2 separate regions of the Homo sapiens genome follow, and region 2 is linked to region 1. A link is a loop called in an ENCODE intact Hi-C map of the cell type or tissue named here. Cell type or tissue: heart left ventricle. All regions are shown on one strand. Links, peaks and the distances in the headings refer to the core of each region. The heading gives the core; the rest is flanking DNA.

Evidence for each region. Hi-C counts contacts between places; a loop is a spot of excess contacts. Peaks named below come from ENCODE experiments on the same cell type or tissue, not always from the same donor. Only the 100,000 strongest peaks of a DNase experiment are listed, where the experiment ranks them.
Region 2: it touches region 1 in a loop (2.7-fold over the local background); 29 of 110 quality-filtered maps call a loop at or near these places.

Annotation. Positions count from the first base shown.
Region 1 is chr9:125,554,133-125,564,524 of GRCh38, forward strand. MAPKAP1 (MAPK associated protein 1) reads right to left here. Exons shown (of 12, transcript NM_001006617.3): 6 at 5,501-5,677. LOC105376272 (a long non-coding RNA gene) reads left to right here and starts at 9,603. Exons shown (of 4, transcript XR_007061777.1): 1 at 9,603-10,392. In heart left ventricle, for the core only: a CTCF peak has its summit at 4,493 (motif pointing right); no DNase peak of the experiment used is centred there.
Region 2 is chr9:125,754,212-125,764,603 of GRCh38, forward strand. The region is part of intron 2 of PBX3 (PBX homeobox 3); the gene reads left to right. Among named protein-coding and RNA genes, the nearest start is that of PBX3, 12 kb to the left of the region's middle. RefSeq lists enhancers at 444-1,882, 4,502-6,163, 6,385-8,952. In heart left ventricle, for the core only: no CTCF peak of the experiment used is centred there; a DNase peak (open chromatin) is centred at 5,182; H3K4me3 peaks cover 1,095 bases.

The sequences.
Region 1 (10,392 bases), core at 1,296-9,295:
TAAAAGTCAAATGGCATTACTGCAAGCTGCATACAGAACTTGTTTGCTGAACAGAGAAAAATGGTGACAGAATTCAGTGGGCACAAAGATCTCTATGAACAGTCTTGCTGGTCTCTGAAAAATCTGTGCTGTTTGGTGCCAAGTCACACTATACACAAGTATCAGTCAGGCAGAGCCCACTTATGTATAGACCAAGCAACAGATAAAGTAGAGTGACCAATCTGGTTTACCTAGGATGGAGGAAGGGGTTGGAGGTGAGCATCAGGGAGTGCTCATAGATTCAGGACTTTCAGTTTTGAAACAGGGAGAGTCCTGGACAAACCATCACAAACTGATCATACTAACAGAAAGCGTGGTGGGCCAAACGTAAAGTAGAGTTTTCTAGGTTAGGAGCGGTGGCTCATGCCTGTAATCCTAACACTTTGGGAGGCCGAGGCAGGAGGACTGCTTGAGCTCAGGAGTTCAGGACCAGCCTGGGCAACACAGTGAGACCTTGTCTCTACTAAAAATAGAGTTAGTTGGGCATGGTGACACATGCCTGTAGTTCCAGCTACTTGGGAGGCTGAGGCAGGAGGGTCCTTTGAGCCCAGGAGTTTGGGGCTGCAGTGAGCCATGATCACATCACTGCACTCCAGACTAGGCCACACAGCAAGACACTTATCAAAAAAAAAAAAAAAAAAAAAAAGCATTTTCTAGTAAAGAACATTTAAAATTTATGTGTTTGTGTGGGGGGACACATTATAAATCAATTGGCCCACTAAAATAATGGACGAGTAGTTAAAAATACACTGTTTAAAAGGATGTTAATCGTGATGTCTCATATGAAAATCAAAAGACTCAAGTTGACAAGTAAAACATTTAACACCCAATTAAACCCAACATCAGCAATGTTTAATTTCAGCAAAACATCATCTGTTACATTAAAGTTGTTAATTTGTATTTTATTAACGTTATAATTTTATCTGTATTTAGTTTGTAATTTTGTTTAGGTTGTGTAAAAACACTGAATTTATAGCTAAACATTACAGAACTTTGTATTTGCATGTATCTAAGTAGCATTATTAAAAAACTCATTTGGATAAACATTGAGACTTTAGGAGAATTTATTTCCCTTTAAAAGAGTTCTGTACATAACTTACATTTAAGAAACTCCCTCATGACAATTCCATGAGATAGTTACTGTTACCCAAATTTTAAAGATGAAGAAACTGAGACTTAACAAAGGTAAGTAAAATTGTCTAAGGTCATGCATGTAGCAAGATACTATTGAAGCTGAAACATGAACCCAGGTTTGCCTAAATTCAAAGTCTGTGCTGCCGCACTTAGAGGGAAAGATGGTACTGGAGCCCCGGGAATAGCCGGTGTGAGGGCCTCTAAAGGTCAGAAGGCGACATGGGCTTCCTGGTATTTGAAAGGCAGGAACGGGTGTAAAAAAGGGGAAGAGGTCTTAGAAAGCAAGGTGGGACACACTGCTGGGTCAGGTGTCCTCCTGGCAGCCCACAGACACCTGAAGTTTCAGTCATTCCTTCTCCATGAAGCCCTGTGCTGGGTGCTCAGGATACAGAGAGACAATAAGACTGTGCCTTCCTAGTCTTCAAGAAGTTAATGGTCTTGCTACTAACTCAGAGGATGTGTGCTCATAAGAGGACTCATTTGAAAGTATGTAGATCCTCGATGTTTACCCACTGCCCATGTTCACTGAAAGTTATTCCAATTCAGCTTTTTCAGTCCAGCTGAGCAATGTCCACCTAAACACTACCCCTCCTCTGCTATAAAACAAAGTCGGAGAAGAAAAATGTAGAAGTGGCAGAGATCTACTCAGTAACCCATTCAAGAAATACGTGTGACAGATCTATCACAGTAATGGAGTGATGGTGAGTATTGTGGGCACAGATAATTCAGTTCTTGCTCTCCAAGGGTTGTTTATTAATAGTAACAATAACAGCAGCTAACACTAAGATGATGCGTACATATGCTAAACACTGTTCTAAGTGCTTCAGATCTATTAACTCATTTAATCCTCATAACTGATCTGTGAGGTAGGTATTATTATCTCCATTTCACTGAGCCACAGAAAAGTTAAATATTCATCCAGGACCACACACACTAGTAAGGGCAAGGCTAGGATCGGCATCCAAGCGATCTGGCTCACAGCCCACCATGCTGTCACCTACTGCACTATAGCAGTGGCTGAATGTCAGCCTTAAGACAGTGAGATTCACAGGTTAAACCAACACCAGATTCCCCAGCCTCAATCTTTCAGCAGAGGGTTGGAAAGGGCATGGACTTTAAAGTCAGGGATGGCGTCAAATCCAGGCCTAAGAACAATATTGCTCACCCTCAGGTTCCACGCCTCTAAATTGTTCATAAAAACTGGGCTATTTTGGGATTAAGTGAGATAGCATATGCATAGTTGGCCCTTAGTAAGTATTAGTTCACTCCCTATGTCAAACCTACTTGCCTCTTTCTGTTTCAGCTTAGTGTCTTCCCAGCCACTTCTTGTCCCTCCTCTACTGGGAGACAAATGGAAGGAGGAAAGGGGGGAAATGACGAGGAGGAGTAGTTACGGCTTTATTTATTTTGCTGGGATTTCCTTCTCTGAAACTTTAGACACATCCCTACAGACTCCTGAAGGTCTGCTCTGTTCTGCATCTGTAGGAGAAGCTTTACTAACTTAGAATATAGACCAGAAAGGCGAGTAAGAGGTTGCTGAACCAAGAAAATACACACAGGGCAAACGGTCAGTAATCTGTACTATTTCATCAGACGACTGAGAAAAAGAAAATTTATTGACACTTTTGTTCTTAATGCTCACATATAAAGATTTCACTTTACCTCGTGTTTTCAGAAACACTCCAGACACATCAAATAAACTCTCTTGAATTTTAAAATAGAAAAAGGATTGACTGGGCTATGTGTGTGTCTGGGAGTGGGAACACAGGGATGGGAGTAATTCAGGATCAAAAAACAGAGTATTAAGTTTAAAGCAGTTGTTACTCTCTGCCTTCCCCCTCCTTCCTATTCTCCAGAAGGCAGGGTTCATAGTGAAACACTGTGTAGTCTTAGATGCCCCTCCTGGAAAGGCATATGAATCCTAGCCCCACTCCACTCTACTGAAAACTCAGTGATTTAAAGCCTCTTGCTTTAAAAAAGGACTTCTGGTTCAAAAGACTGCTATGATCATGTGTTAACATTCATGTAGAAAAAGTTCTAGTCATATTAATAATCAATAAAAATGCAAGTAAAAACTATCGAAATGCCACTGTGTATATCTTTTAGAGTAGAAAAAAAAACTTCTAATACCTTGTAATGGTAAAACTATAAAAATGATTTTAGGAATTCTGTTGGTAACATTGTAAATTAGGACATCTTTCAGAGGGCTATTGTCAATAAAAAGTGAGTCTAAAGATGTTTTTACTCTGACCAATAATCCTACTTACAAGGCATGATCCTAAGGAAGTTGTTCAACAGAATAAAAGGTATATAGATAATGACCATCATCATCAAATTACTTATTAAAACCACACAAGGAAGCAATCTAAATATTCTGTGATCGGCTTCCACTACAACCCATACACTTTTCTTTTATACTGCTTATCACATTTTAATTATTTGACAACTGTCTCACTACTAGATAGTAAGCTCCATGAGGGTAGTGCTGTCTCTGCCTAGATCTCTGGCACATAAATACAGACTGTAGGAATTAAGAACAAATACTGAAACGTTTATAATTTATTATTTTTAGATGGAGTCTCACTTTGTCGCCCAGGCTGGAGTGCAATGGCGCGATCTCAGCTAACTGCTACCTCCGCCTCCCGGGTTCCAGCGATTCTCCTGCCTCAGACTCCCGAGTAGCTGGGATTACAGGTGCCCACCACTGCATCCGGTTAATTTTTGTATTTTTAGTAGAGACGGGGTTTCACCATGTTGGCCAAGCTGGTTTCGAACTCTTGACCCTCCTCGGCCTCCCAAATCCTGGCCTGCCTCGGTCTCCCAAAGTGCTGGGATTACAGGCGTGAGCCACTGCGCCTGACCTAATTTAATGTCAAGTAAAAATAACACAAAAATATGTGTGCTACAAGTGAAACTGAGTAACATATACACACGATTATTATACAAGATTAAAAATAGTTAAGATGGAGGCATCATTGGCCAACTTTTCAATTATTTTAAATATCCTTTAAAGTTATTTTAGTACCTCTGAAATGAAAAAGCAGGAAAAAATTTGCTGTTATTTACACCAAACTTGACCTTGTAGTAGGGATGAAACGGCCACCATGAAAGCCTGAGGGCCCACTCCCCAGCTTACCCCCAGGTACTCAGTTATTCTTTCTTTGCTCAAGGGTAGAAAGAGCCAAAATACTCATATATCATATGTAGCATAACCCTATTTTCTGTAACAATCTCAAACAAAGGCAGTATGTTGAGAGAGACAGGGAAATGTCTTCTAAAGCAATCCCTTTTGAGCAGTGAATTTGCTGGTTACTAACAGCAGGGGGTGCCAAAGGGATCGCTATTGTTCCCAGGAGACAGCCATGAGAAGGACTGCTGAGGCCTAGGTTGAAAAAAAGCTTAGGTTTGAGAGTAAAATCCAAATGCAGCAGGTTTTCCCTTAACAACTGGGACATGTGGATAAAACTCAGGAGCTCATAAACTTGAATGGATAAAAACTACATTTTAATTTTCACTAACTTCTAATATTTTGCATTTCCTTGATTTATAAGTGTAGGCAAACAATCACAGCAGAATCACAGTGCCAGTGACTCTGTCATGAACAGAAGTCATAGCTAACACTACAGCACATTACAGCTGTTGCAGATTTCTCAAATACCATTTATGCTCATCACCGCTTTGAAACAACAGGCTTCAGGAGTTACTGTTAGGTATACAGCTGGATATTGTTTAATCTACTAGTAAAGCCACACATATTACTATATCATGAATTTGTTCAATAATCTGATAACTTTAAATAACAGAATACTTTTATATTCCAGTGGATTTTATTTTATGCATTTACACACGCTTTTCTGAGAAAGGCACAAAAAAAAAGCTGAAGACATGTGCTCAGTCTCAAGGCAGGCAACTGACAGGGAAGGTCAAATTTGGTCTGAGAGAAAATTATTTTAAGTCACAAGAGAGAAGTGGCCACAGTGCACATTTTCAGTTAGTGTGTATTCCTCGCAGAGAAGGTGCAAACCTAGAAGTTTTGCTTCACAGGCTCCCAGTGCACCAGTGTTTCCAGAGGCCTGGCTCTGGACATGCCGTTCAGAGATCTGCTTCACACAATGTGCCACTGCAAAGCAGTCTGCGTAGCCTAGGTGCAGAGGCATGAAATACAATGCGAATGTCGTCCTCAGCATCTCTCTGGGAGTCATCGTTATTACCAGTGGACTCTCCAGATGCCAAATATCATTTATTTGATGAACAAAACCAAAATCAGATCCAAAATGCTAGAAGGTTGGGATGAGATACCGAGAGAAGTAATAGAGTCAGTACTCACATTCGAACAAAGAGTGACTCTTTGGATGTCAGACCAGGAGATGAGTACTTTTCAACCAGGGCCAAAGTACTGAAGCCAAACTTATGAATGGGCTCATTGGAATCCAGCGGGGGGAAATCGGTGTCCACCTCCCCATCATCCTCAGCAATATGCAGGCAGTAGGCACTGACATTGTCACTGAAAGGAAAACCAAAAAGGCGAGTGAATACCAAGGTAGGGAAGGGACAAGAAGACCAGAGGGTATGGTGCACAGCAAGCAAATTGAGGAGACTGCTTTTCTTTACCCCAAGCCTGGTGATACAGTAAAAAATCCCAAATCCTACTTCATTTGATAGAGAGAATACACATGGCAATGCAAAGGGGAGAAAAACAGTGTGAAATGAAGGTCTTTATACTACTCTATTCTTGCAACATTCACTGAGCCCTATTGCAGCTACGACAAAGAACCTAACCTCTTAGATCAAAGGTGAGATTTAGTATCAGCCCTAAAAGCAGCTTACAGCATAGTAGGGAGGAAAAGTAATAAGCATTACACTAGCTACAATACAAATGTAAAAAATATATATATAAAACAGATACAAACAAAACTGTAAAGGGGGGAAGATTATCTGGCCTCGGGGAAGGCAGGGGTCAGAGGCCTTTGATTTATGGTTAGGATTAAGAAAATATCTGGACAGGCATGGTGGCTCATGCCTGTAATCCCAGCACTTTGGGAGGCTGAGGCAGGCAGATCGCTTGATCCCAGGAGTTCAAGACTAGCTAGGCAACATGGCAAAACCCCATCTCTGCTAAAATACAAAAATTAGCCAGACATGGTGGTATGCGCCTGTAGTTCCAGCTACTCAGGAGGCTGAGGTGAGAGGATCACTTGAGCCCGTGAGGTCGAGGCTGCAGTGAGCTATGATGGTGTTACTTCACTCCAGCCTGGGCAACAGAGTTAAGACCCTGTCTCAAAAAAATAAAATTAAAATTAAAAAAGAAAATATTTGTGCTCTAGATCAGGAGAAATACTCAAGGTAACCAAGACAATCCATACAGTTCTCCCTTCTCTAAAGAGTATCTAAGTCAGTTGGTAGAATCTGACTTCAAACACCATGGATCCTTAGCAGAGTAAAAGCAAATGACTGGATTAGTCCTGACACAGATACCTGGTCCTCTTGACTACTTCTGCACACTTCCCACTCCCTAGAATGTCCAGACAGTACTCCCAGATTGCAGTCTTGCCCAGTTTAGAATCAACACATACCCTCTTTGGGGGAAGTAAAAAGTTGATCTGTTCAAAGAGGATGGGAAACTATACCAACATACAGACAGTGTAAGAGTGCAATCAATTCAATTGCTCCAAACCGCAAACCTGCGAGCTTCAGAATTATGCTAGCTTCAGAAGCAGGAACCCAATAGCTCACAAGGCAGTAGAATTCTAAATTCTGCAGCTTAAGTTTGGAGTTTTAATTACATGATTGATGCTTAAATTAATTAATTGCAAAGTGTATGCTAATTGTTTAATTGGTTGGTTGATCTATATAGATCATTTTTTGAATTAAATGAGTTGATTTACCAAGTTTATTGACTGGATGTGACAATGAATTATTTCACTGACTACCTGACTTGCAATTTTCCCAATTAATTCACAAATCTTTAGCTGCAACTCTGCTTATTGCAAGAGAGGGAGCCTACTTCAGGCGATCTATACTCAGTGAGTCTGTCATGACTAAGAGATATTTATTATAAAAAACAAGTAATAAGGACAAATTAAAATTAATGGAAACTGTAAATTTGCTAAATGGATTGATAACAAGAAAGTAATCTAGCTATGTTTGTCACTTTACATTTCAGGTATTTGTAATGCTGTTAAGATATTTAAAATTCATCTTTGAATGGCATGGGAAACTTTTGGATCTCTGCAGCCGGGTACTAACTTAAAAACAGAACAATTAGAGAGGCAAAAGAAAGCACTTTGGATGAGGAAAATGTCATGGTATACTGGCTAAGAGAGCTCTGTGGTCAGAACGAGTTCAAATTTCAGCTCCATGGCTCATGGCTATGTGATTTCAGAGAATAAGCTTCACCTCGAGTTTCAGTTTCCACTTCTATAAAAAGGGTATAATCGTCCCTCAGAGATTGTAAAGATTAGATCAGATAATATATGTAGTGTCTGGCATGTAACAGAAGTAAAAAATAAATGGGAAGGTAACTATAATAAGAAAGTCATATGGAAACTAACTTATAGTTGCACCAATCCTTAAACACAAATTGTGGATGCATATTAAGCAACAATGCATCTGAGCAGCATGTTCTATGTACACACAACTGTAATGGGAGTCAACATGTCCACTGTGTTCCAACCTTGGAACCTTGGGTCACTGAGCCCCCAGGGTTTTATGAACAGGGCAGACATGGATGGAACAAGCAACAGACAGCACAGATTATTTATTGCCATGTAAATCAACCTGAGGAATGTTTGATTCTCCAGCATCACAGAGGTTCAGGGGCAAATAATAAGCCTATTGATCAAAGCAGAAAAGTCCAACAATGATATCAGAAGAATTCTGCTTTGATTGTTAAGGGACATCCCCAAATCCTCTCAAAACAAATTCAATAAATATCACAGGCTAAGATTTGAGATGCAAAAGGTTCACTGCCAAGTGCTATTATTCTCCCCAGTTCTTAAATATGAAGTGTGAAATCATTCATTCAAAACACATTTGTAAAGTGCCCCCCTGGGCTGTGGCCTGTCCTGAGCATCAGGAACAGAGGAAGGAAAAGAAGACTGATTCCTGCCATATTATACAAGATGAATAGAAGCCTCTTCTGGGTCATCAGTAAAGTCTAGCAGTAAATAGTGCTCCAACTCCTCTGACCCCTTAATTGAAAATCTGAGGAGATAATGACTAAAATTCTATATTCTACACATGGACATACTGGTTCCTTTGGTGCTTTTATAAAGGAATCATTAGTAAAAGAAGCTACTGTGATATTTTGACTTCTAAAACTGCTTCAGGACTCCAAATTAGTACTAGTACAATACCAGCAGTATCATTAGCTACATTTATTGAGTACTATAAGCCAGACACTCTGCAAAGCGGCTTAGATATATAAGCTCACTGAAACTTCACATCAACTTTGTAAATGAATCATTTATATTTCTATTTTACAAATTAGATAACTGAGCCTCAATAGGATTAGGTAGCTTGCTCAAGATTAAACAGCATGTAAGTGACAGGGCTGAGATTCAAATCCAGGCAGCCAAGAGCTGTCCCTCTTGACCCCCACCCATTCCTCTGCCAAAGCCACAGTGTGTCAAGACTTCCTGAGGCACTTGAGAACCCAATCACCTATGGAAATATGACACACTTTGATGAGAAGAAGGAAACCATGACATATTACTTATAAAAAGTTAGATTTAGTTCAACCTCCTTGCTTTTACAGATGGGAAATGGAGGCAGAGAAAAGAGGGATAACATGCTCATGATCACCCAATTAAACAGAGGCAAAGCTGGTCTTGAAAACTCTGGTGTCCCCACTTCTTGTCCATTATTCTTTAAACAAATAAAAAACTGGTGGACTTTGAAATGGGGAGAGAAAAGAAAGGGGGCAGCTCTGGTCCCTGCCTCAGGAAACCCCCCGATACAGACATCTCAGAGTTTACAACACAATGGAAACAGGGGCACTTCCCATGACACAGCTTGGTGGAAAGAACAGGGATTTTGCAGACACAACTGGTTTTAATGCTAACTCAAATTCTTAGACCAAATCTCTTTGAGCTCCATTTTCTTATCGGAAAAACAGCTTTCCTTGATTTCTCTAGGAGAATAGCTTGGATCTCCGAAATTCAAGCAATTCTCCTTTGTGGTCTTACAAAATTTGGTCAATATTTCTGTATATCACTAATCATATTGCTTTTTCCTATTTCTGCATCTGTATTCTAAAGAGCAAGGATTCTTCTATTATCTCTCCATACTTACTAAAGAGTAAAATGACTGGCATTTAGAAGGTACTTAACAAACATTTGTTGAATAAATGAAGATATGAATGTGTAGACTCAATCACTCTATGAAGAAAGCAAAGGGTATTATTATTATTATTATTATTATTATTTTTGAGATGGAGTCTTGCTCTTGTCACCCAGGCTAGAGTGCAATGGCACGATCTCTGCTCACTGAAACCTCTGCCTCCCAGTTTCAAGCGATTCTCCTGCCTCAGCCTCCCAAGTGGGATTATAGGTGCCTGCCACCACACCTGGCTAATTTTTGTATTTTTAGTAGAGACAGGGTTTCGCCATGTTGGCCAGGCTGGTCTCGAACTCCTGACCTCGTGATCCACCCGCCTTGGCCTCCCAAAGTGCTGGGATTATAGGCGTGAGCCACCATGCCCAACCAGCAAAGGGTATTATTAGTGAGGTATGTGTTAATGAGAAGAGGGAAAGTAATAACCTTCTTTTTGTGTTCTTGCTTTTCACAGTGATATCTGTTAACCAAATAGGGCTTTCTAGGCAATGCACATGTGTCAAAGATTGTAATTCAAGACTAGAGGAGAAGGCAGCACAGGCAAAGGTGAGGATGAAAGGGGAATTTTTATAGTCCATCAAGATATGAATACTGGCATCTCACTTTTTATGGAGAAAAAACAGAAATGATGATACTATGTAAAAATTTTCAATTGTCACACATGAAAAGACTAGAAATAAATGTAATGTACCAAATGGGTTAAGTTTACACATACATTTAAGTCACGAGCCCTCTTTTCCTTCTAATTTTATACACTTTCCAAATATCCTGAGTACATATAACTTTTATTTTCCTTTCTTTATAAAAGATTTATTTTTGATGAGGGTAGCACATTTTTATTGTGCACAATTTAGAAATTTGAAGCAGTATGAAGAATGCAGGGAA
Region 2 (10,392 bases), core at 1,372-9,371, 200 kb after region 1:
ATGTTTTGTTTTCTCAGCAGTCTTGTGTTTTAGCCATTTATCAGTGTGATCAGCATGATTTAGGTATTAACTGACTAACAAAGCTTACACATTACCACCACCTCCCCCTCAAGCCCGTGTTGACCTTTTCAAGCATTTGCTCTACTTCAGTAGGCCATTTGAGTCTTCAAGTATGAAGAGAGTAAATAATTTATATCACTATGTAGTATAAATTGGTAAAAGTTTTTCAGAACTAGCTATCTGATTTTTTACAAAGTTATTGAAGTTAATCAGACAAATTGCTATCACATCTAGTTGACAGTGCTATATTTAGCAAATAATAAGTAATTCTTGAATGAGCTACTGAAAAAATAAACCACCTTTTTATGCCTTCAAACTCAGAACATATTAAAAAATAAATTTCATTAATCTTCAACACTTGATTCTAATTATCCCTTTTGTAGGCAGAATTGCAACAAGAATTTCTTCTGTATTATTTTTTCATAGATATATTCCATAGTATAATATGTTTGTAGGTTTTAATGGTAACTAGTTTACTTTGGCACTAAATTTGAGTGTATATCTAGCAAAAAAATTGGTGTGATAGAATGTATCAAACTGAATTGGCGTAACTTTTTTTGTATAACTGTCTACGTAATAGTAACAGGTTAGTATGAAAGCAATTAAAAATATTTATGGATAAAAATAATTGTTAAAAGTTTTCTACTTCTTTCAACTTAAGTGCTTTAAAAATGTTAAGCTGTTTAGACAATAACTCTTTTTTAGTGATCATATTAATGAGGACTTGGTATACAATGTAATCCTTTTAATGCTGATGAGTCCTCACAATGTTTAAACCATTATTTGTGAGACTCAACATGTTATGGCAAAATGATTTTTTGTTTGTTTTGTTTTCTTTTATGTGATACATCAGTTTTCAAAGCATATTTCTTAGGCTTCAGAGTCCAGCAGGTGGCTTTTTACATTAAAAAATTCATAAATTTTAAAATCCCATAAAATTTTATTTCAAATTCAAATTAACTAATTGAGAATGTCAACATTTTCACTGTCTCTATATTAACATTTATAATAGAACAAATGGTTGCATATAGAAATTATCTGCAACAGTCTAAATTAAGATTCTAAACAGGCATTACAGATGCTGGTAACTTTGGCAATTATCATTTTGTTTGGTGAACAGTAGTAAAACAGTGTGCGGTAAAAGTGTTTAGAGAGAGAGGATAAATAAATTGAACAGTTTTGCAATGCAAAGTGGTTTGTGGTGTTTTTGAGGATTTCTTGGCTCTCTCTTAACTGCTATTGTGAGCCTGGAGCAGATTTCCCCATTGCTAATGCCCTAGAAGTATTAATTCACTTTGATATGCTAATTAGAGGGCATTATGCAAGAAATGAGATTAAGTGGCAGCATGAAGCCATTTGCCTGTCAGTAAATTGAGAGCTTTAGCATCAGGAGGAGCTTTGTTTTTTTTTTTTTTTTTTTTTTGAGTTTCTCTTGGTTTTGCATATAAATAAAATTGATTGAAAGGTCTAGAGAAGCTTCCAGAACATTGGTGGATTCTTTTTTCCCCCTCCTATGATTATTTAAATGAAATGTTACAGGATTTTTCTGAATATTAATTGACCTAATTGGAGATACTGAATATAAAGTTTTTATTGTAATGTTTCTGTATAAAAATATACTAAAATTTTTGTGTCACCTAGTCTTTTTTTTCCTAAAACATAATTTCATTAACATGGCTAATGAACTGTTTATCACTTATCTCTTCTCAGAAGTGTAAACTTCTGTGTATGGGCTTGTGCACCAATGTCACTAAATTGAACTTCACAAGGATATTTTCTTCACTAGGGAAGGAAGGAAGAAGTTGAATTGGGCTTCAGAAAACTATATTAAATGAGTATTAACATTCTGACTTGAATCCATAAAAGCTGTAACAATTATAATTCATGGTTAAACTGCCCTTTATACAACCTGTGGAATTTATATTTCAGCATATATCTTATAGGTAAGATTACTGATGACATTTTGTGTGGAAGATGGAATTTCATACTGGATTCAGATTTTGTTGACTTTTGTGGCCTAAGCTAGGCCTCTGAATTTTTCTCTATAAAGCTATTTTGTGATATTTCTTATATTCTGGGGAGAAATACATGAATGAATACTAGGATTGCTGTGGGGAAAGGGAGGAAGACAGACCTTCTGTGCCTACAAGAAGGTTAAGGTTTACTCAAACATGGAACTTCTATCTATAAACCATGCATAGAGGATGGAATTGCAAAATCCTGGCCTAACTGTATTTGCTGGGTATGGTTAGAAGGAAGAGGGTTTGGGTAAGGCATTCCTACTGGGGTTTAGTTCAAGTGTCTGAATTCCACCACTGTAGCTGTGACTCTGGACCCAGTAAACCATATCTTCTCTTCAGAGCCATGTGGATTATTTAGTCACCACAGCTGCCATGCATGCATACTACCAAGGCAGGCATCTCTTCGGTGTGCATGTGTGATGCCTGTTAATGGTAATGTGAGTTACGAATGTGCACAGAAAGGAGGATGAGTTTCTCCTGAGACAAAAGTCCTGATTACATTTCGCTGTGAAGACGACTTTTAGTGTACCTACCACATTAGCTGCTTTTCTAAATGAAACACTTGGTTACTTTAAATTCTCACTCCCTTCTCTGATTCCCTGAACTAGTTAAATCAGTGAATCCTCATTAGTCTCTGATTACTTGCAAAATTTCATTTAAAACATATGAAGTTATTTTTGATTGAAAAGGGAACAAAAAGCTTTTGAAATTGCATGTTATTATTTAAACAAAGGTTTCTACAGGCTTTCAGATGTACTAAGCCCTGCAAATAATTTATAGAGGAATTATTGGGAAGGACTTATGAAATTCTTGAATGGCATTTGATGGGGAGGAAATCATTGCATTAAAAAATATATATATTTGAAATGGCAAGCTTAAATGTGCATCTTACCTTTACTATCCAAGTGTCCTTAAATGAGGAAGAATTGACTTAGGTGGTCTTACAAGTTTCATTTTTCTTTCTTTTCTCCTCCCACCATTGTTTTTTTTTAAAAAAAAAACTACAGGTGAAGGTTGTTGGAATTCATAGTCAGATATATCATTTTCAACTTGGAATAGGAACTAGAGCAGGAAATTGATTTTATATTTATTATGAAAGCAAGAACTCTGCCACCAACTGACAGCCATCCATGTTTTAGTTTTGTGATAATTGTTCACAGACATTACTCTGTAGTTGGTCCAGATTATTTATAATGTTGATTGGGACTGTTGGTCCATTAAAAGATATGTGTGTAATTAATATCTTTAATTAAACCTAGTAATATTGGCATATTTTATTTTTCTTTTACACTGGATCTTGGGTCTAGGATTAACTGTCAGTACTGGTAAGAACAAGTTATAATAGATTGTGCAGTGATTTCTGTGGCTTCATGGATGTATTTATTACCATTTTTGAACAAATTACACTAACATGAAAAGTTGTATTTGAAATGATTGTGTGCTAGATAAGGTGATACATTACAGGAATGGTTGGGTTTATGGAGCTTTATGCAGAGGTTTTCTCAGAAATTATAGCACAGGGCTGTCACTATAAAACCCAGTGATACAGTTGGTAATAACATACAGTGAAGATATTTTTAGATTTTCACTTGTTATTCAAATAAGTGAGAAACCTCCAGTTTTTCTCATCATATTTCTTTGTTAGAATCAGTAGAGAAAAAAATGAAGGAAAATTCTTTTAACTGTGTATGAGGTGTGGGTGTTTGACTTGTCTGAATTTCCTCGTGTTCACCACTTGTTACAGCAGTGATGTGATACTGAGGATGTCCTTAGGAACTTACTGACTTCTTGGTTCTTGACCTTTTGACTGTGATCAAGTAGAGATACTGAATGCCTGAAAATGAAATGATGGACTCTATAAACATAAATTCTGTTCTGTCAATGTATTGCATGAACTAATTTTGATTTGCCTAAATTTATGGCATTTTGTATTCAATAAAGGAAATATTTCTTACTTTCAGTGTAATCAGTATAATGTTATAGTTCTAACATCAAACCAGTTTCCTTTTTTTTTTGACTGATTATCATTGTGGCTGCTTTTTAATTACTGTGATTATTATGTTACTTTTAAATTTCTAATATTTTGCAGAATATTGACATGCCATCTAATAGTGTTTTCTAAAGACTGAACTTTAATCAGTATGAGTGCTTTAACTTGAAAATTAGGAGTTCAAAGTTTTCGTTTAGATGACTGATGTTCAGTGAGTGAATAATTTCAGAAATATAAACATTTTCCAATATAAAAAAGTAGCTGTCAACCATTGTAATGTGAAAAAAAGATAAGATGTTCCCATAAAGTTTTCCCTTTCAGTTTTAAATGTTAGAATTGATGGCCAAGCTGTAGAATTTCTAAACCTCTTCTTCCTTAAGCGATTATAATTTGCTGAACTTTAATGCAGCATGCTGAAAAAATAAGCCTCTCCCCTCCAGAAGATTCCATTCATTTAATAATGATAATAAAAATTACTGCCATTTATTGAGCAATGTCTGTGTGCAGCAATGTCTGCGTGCTGGGTGCTTTACATGCATTTCTTTAAAAAAAATTCATGCTTTAAATCTAAAGTAATATATACTTATTGGGAAAAATAATATAATGCTGATGACATATTATTTCTTAAACTTGTAGCAATGCTCCAAGGTAGGTATTTTAATTCTCAATTTGCATATGAGGAAGGTGACACTGAGAGGTTAAGTAATTTGTCCCTGATCCCATAGTGAGTGACACCCCAGGCTGTCTTTGCTTCAGAGGTGGCAGCAGAACTACTCAACTTAGGCAGAGAAAGTAGTGGAAATGGTTGATTCAAAGATGGCAAAACCTGAGCTTAAAAAAATGTGGTCAGGTCCAGAGTGACACTGAGTGGCAGCAGAGCTGTGGTCAGCACTAGTGTAAATATTTGTAGACAACCATGTTTTACAGACTTCAGTTTAATGGCAAAAATCTGCCCTAAATGCCTCAGTAAATATATGCTGGAGAACAGAAGCCTATTCACTGAAGAAACAATTGACTTTAGCTTTTCTGTTGTTAAAGTGGCCCCTAGTGATAGTGCTGCAGTGACTAGATAGAGCAGAGGAGAATGGCTTCCTCCTGGCTGGTGGGCTGGCAGTTTCACTGGCACTGCCAAATGTACTTCCTATTTGTTGTGCAAGGGAATTGGAACAGTGAGGCATTTATCATATCATCCCCTACTCCTCATGCAAGCAAAAAAGGAGAAGTTGTCAATGAAAGAAAAAGAACTGTAATCGCACATTTACATATGCTTCTAATTGTTGATTTGGGGATTTTCTATGAATATAGCTTCACAAAACAGATGCTGTTTAAGAAAAGGGGGAACATAATTTTGTGGGCAATGAATTAAGTGTTTTTGTGGCCCTCTCATCCGTAGCTAGGAGCAGTTTGTGGACCGCGTCTGTGAACGCGGCTCATAATTGTTTTTCACACATAAGTTATGCAAATGAGCTTTTATGGCAACTGGCATAACAATTAGCATCCTCCAGCAATATTTTAGCAGGTTAATTGCAAAATTTCTAAATTGTACATCTGACTTGTTAATTAGGCATGACAGAGGTGGTAAAATAGTTATCTTCAGGCAGTGGCAGCCAGGAGCTGCTTGAAATGCAAAGAGCAACGATTGATTGGATTTGAGGGTTACAATTGTGGGAGCACTGCTGTTGTCAAGTGCCGCTGAGCAGCTCTGCTCCATCAGTTGCCTCAGAGCAAGAACTCGGTAGTTGCTGCGAGGATCCTGCCATTTACAAATCTGCTTTATTTAACTCTGCAACTCTTCCATTCCAACCTATCTGAGCAGTTTATTTCACGCGGTTTGTTCTGCGTTGGGATCATTAAAACGAGATGGCAACACAAATTATTTTGTGCTCGAATTTCAGGACGCTGAAAGTTTACTTTCTATTTTAAAGTTCATCTCAACATTTTTCTCTTAAAATAGAAAAAAAGTCATAAATTCCCTATTTTAATTAAATTGTAAATTTCAGTTCTCAAGACTTCATATGTGATTATTTGCTTTTTAATGATTTAACTCTTTTAAACAGTGCATCTTTTTGTGCTTCATAGGTTCATTGCAGGAAAATACTGTTTGTGTATTTTAGTCTTAGGTTTTTTTTTTGAGACATAGGAGAAGAAAAGAATCTGATGTAAGGGTTTCATACAGTGGACAAATTCATTTTGCTTGTAGAATTTATAAAATAATATTAGCATGGCATATTGTGATGATATTGTATACCACTATTAGAATTCTATCTACAGTATGTTTTAAAAATTATTTTTTCAAAATTGTATTTAAATTTCTGTGGTCTATTTCATAGTTTTACTTGGATAGTAACAATAATTTGGTAAACATAAACATTAGTGAACACAGCATGATGGCACATTGTGCATCTGATTGTGCCAAAATGAACCATACCTTTTGTGTTTAAATTAGGCTAATTACATTTTTCTGTGCATATAAGTACCTACAAGTACACTGAATATGAAGTTAAGCATGTGTGAAATTTGATGTCACCTTTGAATTCACATATATTTTCTTGATTAAGCCACGTTGTGTGTAATGTTGAAATGTCATATTTTCATTTAAAAAGTAAATGTTCTACATGTGCAGCTGTACCAATATTTTACATTTTCTTATGACATGTGTATATGGAGGAAGTGCCATTTATGATATGTTGTCATCAATAATTTTGTCACTGAGAATAAAAGGCTTTAAACTCATCCACCCACTGGAACGTTTTATCATATTTATTTTAAGAGATATGAAATTAGTGAACAATTGAGCTTTTTATATTTAGGAGATGCAAATGTAACTGGATATTTACCATTAATGAAGTGCAACATAAATATCTCAGTGCCAATAAATTATACATAGCAACAGTGTATTCTATAGACATCTAATAAATAGTTTCTTTTTTCTTTTTTTTTTTGCTAGATCCTTTAGCTACATTCTTTATTATGGTCTAATTTACAGCCAATGGTGATATTTAATATTGGTTAACTTTTTAGAGTGATCTATTGCATTTGAAAATATTGTATTTTGAGTAAGAGTAAAACATTGTTCCATATCATTACATTTACTGATTAAATGCTCACTGATTTTTATCCATCACTATTCCACAATTCAAGCAAGAGTTTACTACAGTAATGCTTCAGTGGATAATATTTGGAATAGAGTAACCATTTTAATGAGGTTCATCGAGAGAGCTTCAGCAGGGAGCATTTCAGGTGTATTATGGCTTTTGTCTTGTCATGATGCATGTCTCCGTAACATTAGAGAAAAAGCTACAGGGCCCCACTCATCTCAGTTAATAATAATAATAATTTTAAAAAGTCAAAACAATAACACAAAACCCCTACCTTTCTAATAAAGTGTGAATAGAAAGATACTAAGAACAGGCAGCACTATGTGTTTTTAGGAAACTTGCTAAGTAAATACCATTTCTGTAGGTTAAATTTCCATCACATTTTTAACTGTCCCAGTATTGATCACCCTATAGAGGAATGAGACTGAAGTCTGGTAGTTATTAGTATAAAGAGGGTCAGCTGCAGAGACTGGTACCGAGTAGAGGCTCTCATGGTAATGATGCTGCTATTTATAGATCCCCATTTCATTAGTTGCAGAGTTTCAAGGAAGAGATTTTCTCTAGGGGAAATGGATACTTGAAGTTCATTTTCTTCCTCATATTAAGGCAAAAATGTGAACAACCTTCAGTATAGGACATATGATTACAGTATTTTTGCAGGGGCAGTTTATATTCTAAATATATTTGCAATAGTGAATGTTGTAAATTTAAAACAATGTAGAGATTCAGAAATGTTAGTTGCTATTCTGGCTGAGTGCTACTTTACGTACATTGTTTTATTACCCTTCTTGTCATTTTTTTTCTTGTAAAAATTACTAAATTTTCAGGAACTGCAAAGCTGAGTACAATCATGACTGTATTCCCTTTCTTTAGAGTGCTGTAAGGCCTTTAAGAGAGTTAACTGATTGCAAGAAGTGTAGTTCCCCAAAAAATATAGTCCACCCACTATGTGTATCTGTATATATTTGTAATATAGGTAATTGTGCTTTCCTTCTCAAATTCTTTACCTTTGAGTTATTTTTTTCCCTTTAAGAGAATATTTACTTAGTTAGTATTCACTTAATTAGAACTGACTGTTTAATGTTTTCTGGGAGGGTATTTATGGTATTTTCTTTGCTATATTTGCATTCCAGAAATTAAGTCCCCCTGCCATTATTCGGTGAGCCTTTCATACATTAGAATGATGAATTGAAAGCAGAAATGGGAAAAAGACTGCAATGCAATGAAAATTTAATCAGCGTCTTCTGCTGCTTTAATAAGGCAAATAATTCTTATTGGCCGCTGTGTTAAGGTTTCTAATATTTAATTCATAACAAACCTTGCATTATTCTGCAGTAGCATCGACAGATCCACTTTGCTGCCTGCCAACAGGCAACCATAAAAACTTAAAAGCAGATGTAAATGTCTAAAACAAGGAGAATGATTCGATCTAAAGCGGTCAAAAAAATCAACAATATTGTGAAAGAGTTTGATGGATCTCTATATTTAGTGATGCAAAAATGATATTAATTAAACTCACTTGAGCAGATTTTTTTTTTGGACTTAGAGGTAACCTTTTACAAAGCATAGCCTTTAGTGCCTAGTCAAAGACTTGGAAAGAAAGCAAATGTCAATACAATGTTGGTAATAAGCCTCTTTAAACTGGACACAAACTGTGCCATTTATATTGGAAGTATCTGGTTTATATTCCTGTGTATATGCAGTCTCTCAGCAAATACAGTGCTGAAATTGAGCCAATGGCATAAAATATTTTATCTTCAATTAGCCCAGTTTGAGAAAAGCAATAGCTTTTGCAGTCTAATTTTTCTTTGAAATGCCCTTTGTGGGGGAAAAAAATTGTCACAGGATTACAAGGCATATATGTTTTTATTTCATAACCTGAATTTAATGATTTTGTAATAATAGCATTAATCTTTCTAGATTACCATCTTTTTGTGTGAGGTTGTGTTGGGCATTAAGTTTGAACCTGCAGAAATGAACAAAAAGATATTGTTACCGATTACATGTAAACAGCCTGAATCATTCAAAGGGATGTGGAGAAGAGTATTTCTATAGTGTGAAGCCAGAGAAAATGGCAACCTGCCAAAGCTAGGTGCAAGCTCTTGTTACATGGAAGGGTTGGGCCTGTTCTCATTTCTTCTTGAAATGGCTTAATTGGTGTCAGCACCCCAGGGATAAAGGCCTCTAACACTGAAATCCACACGATTCACCCTGTCTCTGCTCAGTGTAGGGAAACTGGTAACAACTGGTGGTGAATGAGGAGCGAACGGTGCTGTAACAATACTCGATGATGTTTGGGATGACAGAAATTAATACGCACTTGCTTGAAGAAAGCAATGATTAATGGCAGTGAGCACGGGAACGCTGTCCCTCCTTTTACTCCACTTTGATGGGGATTGAAAAGCAAAAGGCTGTTTTCATTCTCTGTGGAAAGCAGAGGTCACACAGAGTACATTATAGCAATTTTTCCTCTCTGGTTTTTTTATTTCATAAATATTATGATAAGCATAGATTAGATAGATTTTTTTGTGGAAGCTTAAAAGGATATTTTATGTCATTTAAACGTTGTTTATGCATAAAGAAATCACACATTCTTTTCTTCACTTGTTAGATCATTTCCCTTCATGTCAGAATAATTAGTGTAATTAGAAATTTTAAAAGCCTGCAAACATGAAATTGTATTAATGCTGCTTACTATTTTACAACTGGAATCAAAAGAGCTTAGTTTTCTAAAGACTGCAAGGACAGGGCGGGGATAAGAGTGTTGCAGGGGCTTTCACCTTTTTCCTGCCCCTCCCCCTGGTTTTTCTCAGTGAATGTTTGATGTAAATATATTTTGCAAGGTACTTGCACTTGTCAGCAGCTTTCTTAGCCATTTGATAAAGATTCTTTATCCTACAAGAAAGCCTGAAATAACAGAACTGTACTTTGGATAATGAATTCTTCATCTGTGGAGAACTTTAAAACAAAGTACAGTGTTGGCATTTTTTTCTTTTGAGTGAGAAGGCTGATATATCTTTTGGATCCGACAGGAAGACATAAATTAATAGAGTTCTGGAGTTCAGTTTCTCATTAATAATCCATTTTGTCATGGTTCTTGGCATTGTCAGCCTAGTAGCTGGTTCATATTTTGCTAACGGATAAAAGCAGATTATGTCTTAAGGCACAAAGCAAGAATAAAGAGTTTATCGCCTTTTGGGGGAACTACATGCTATAAGAAAAA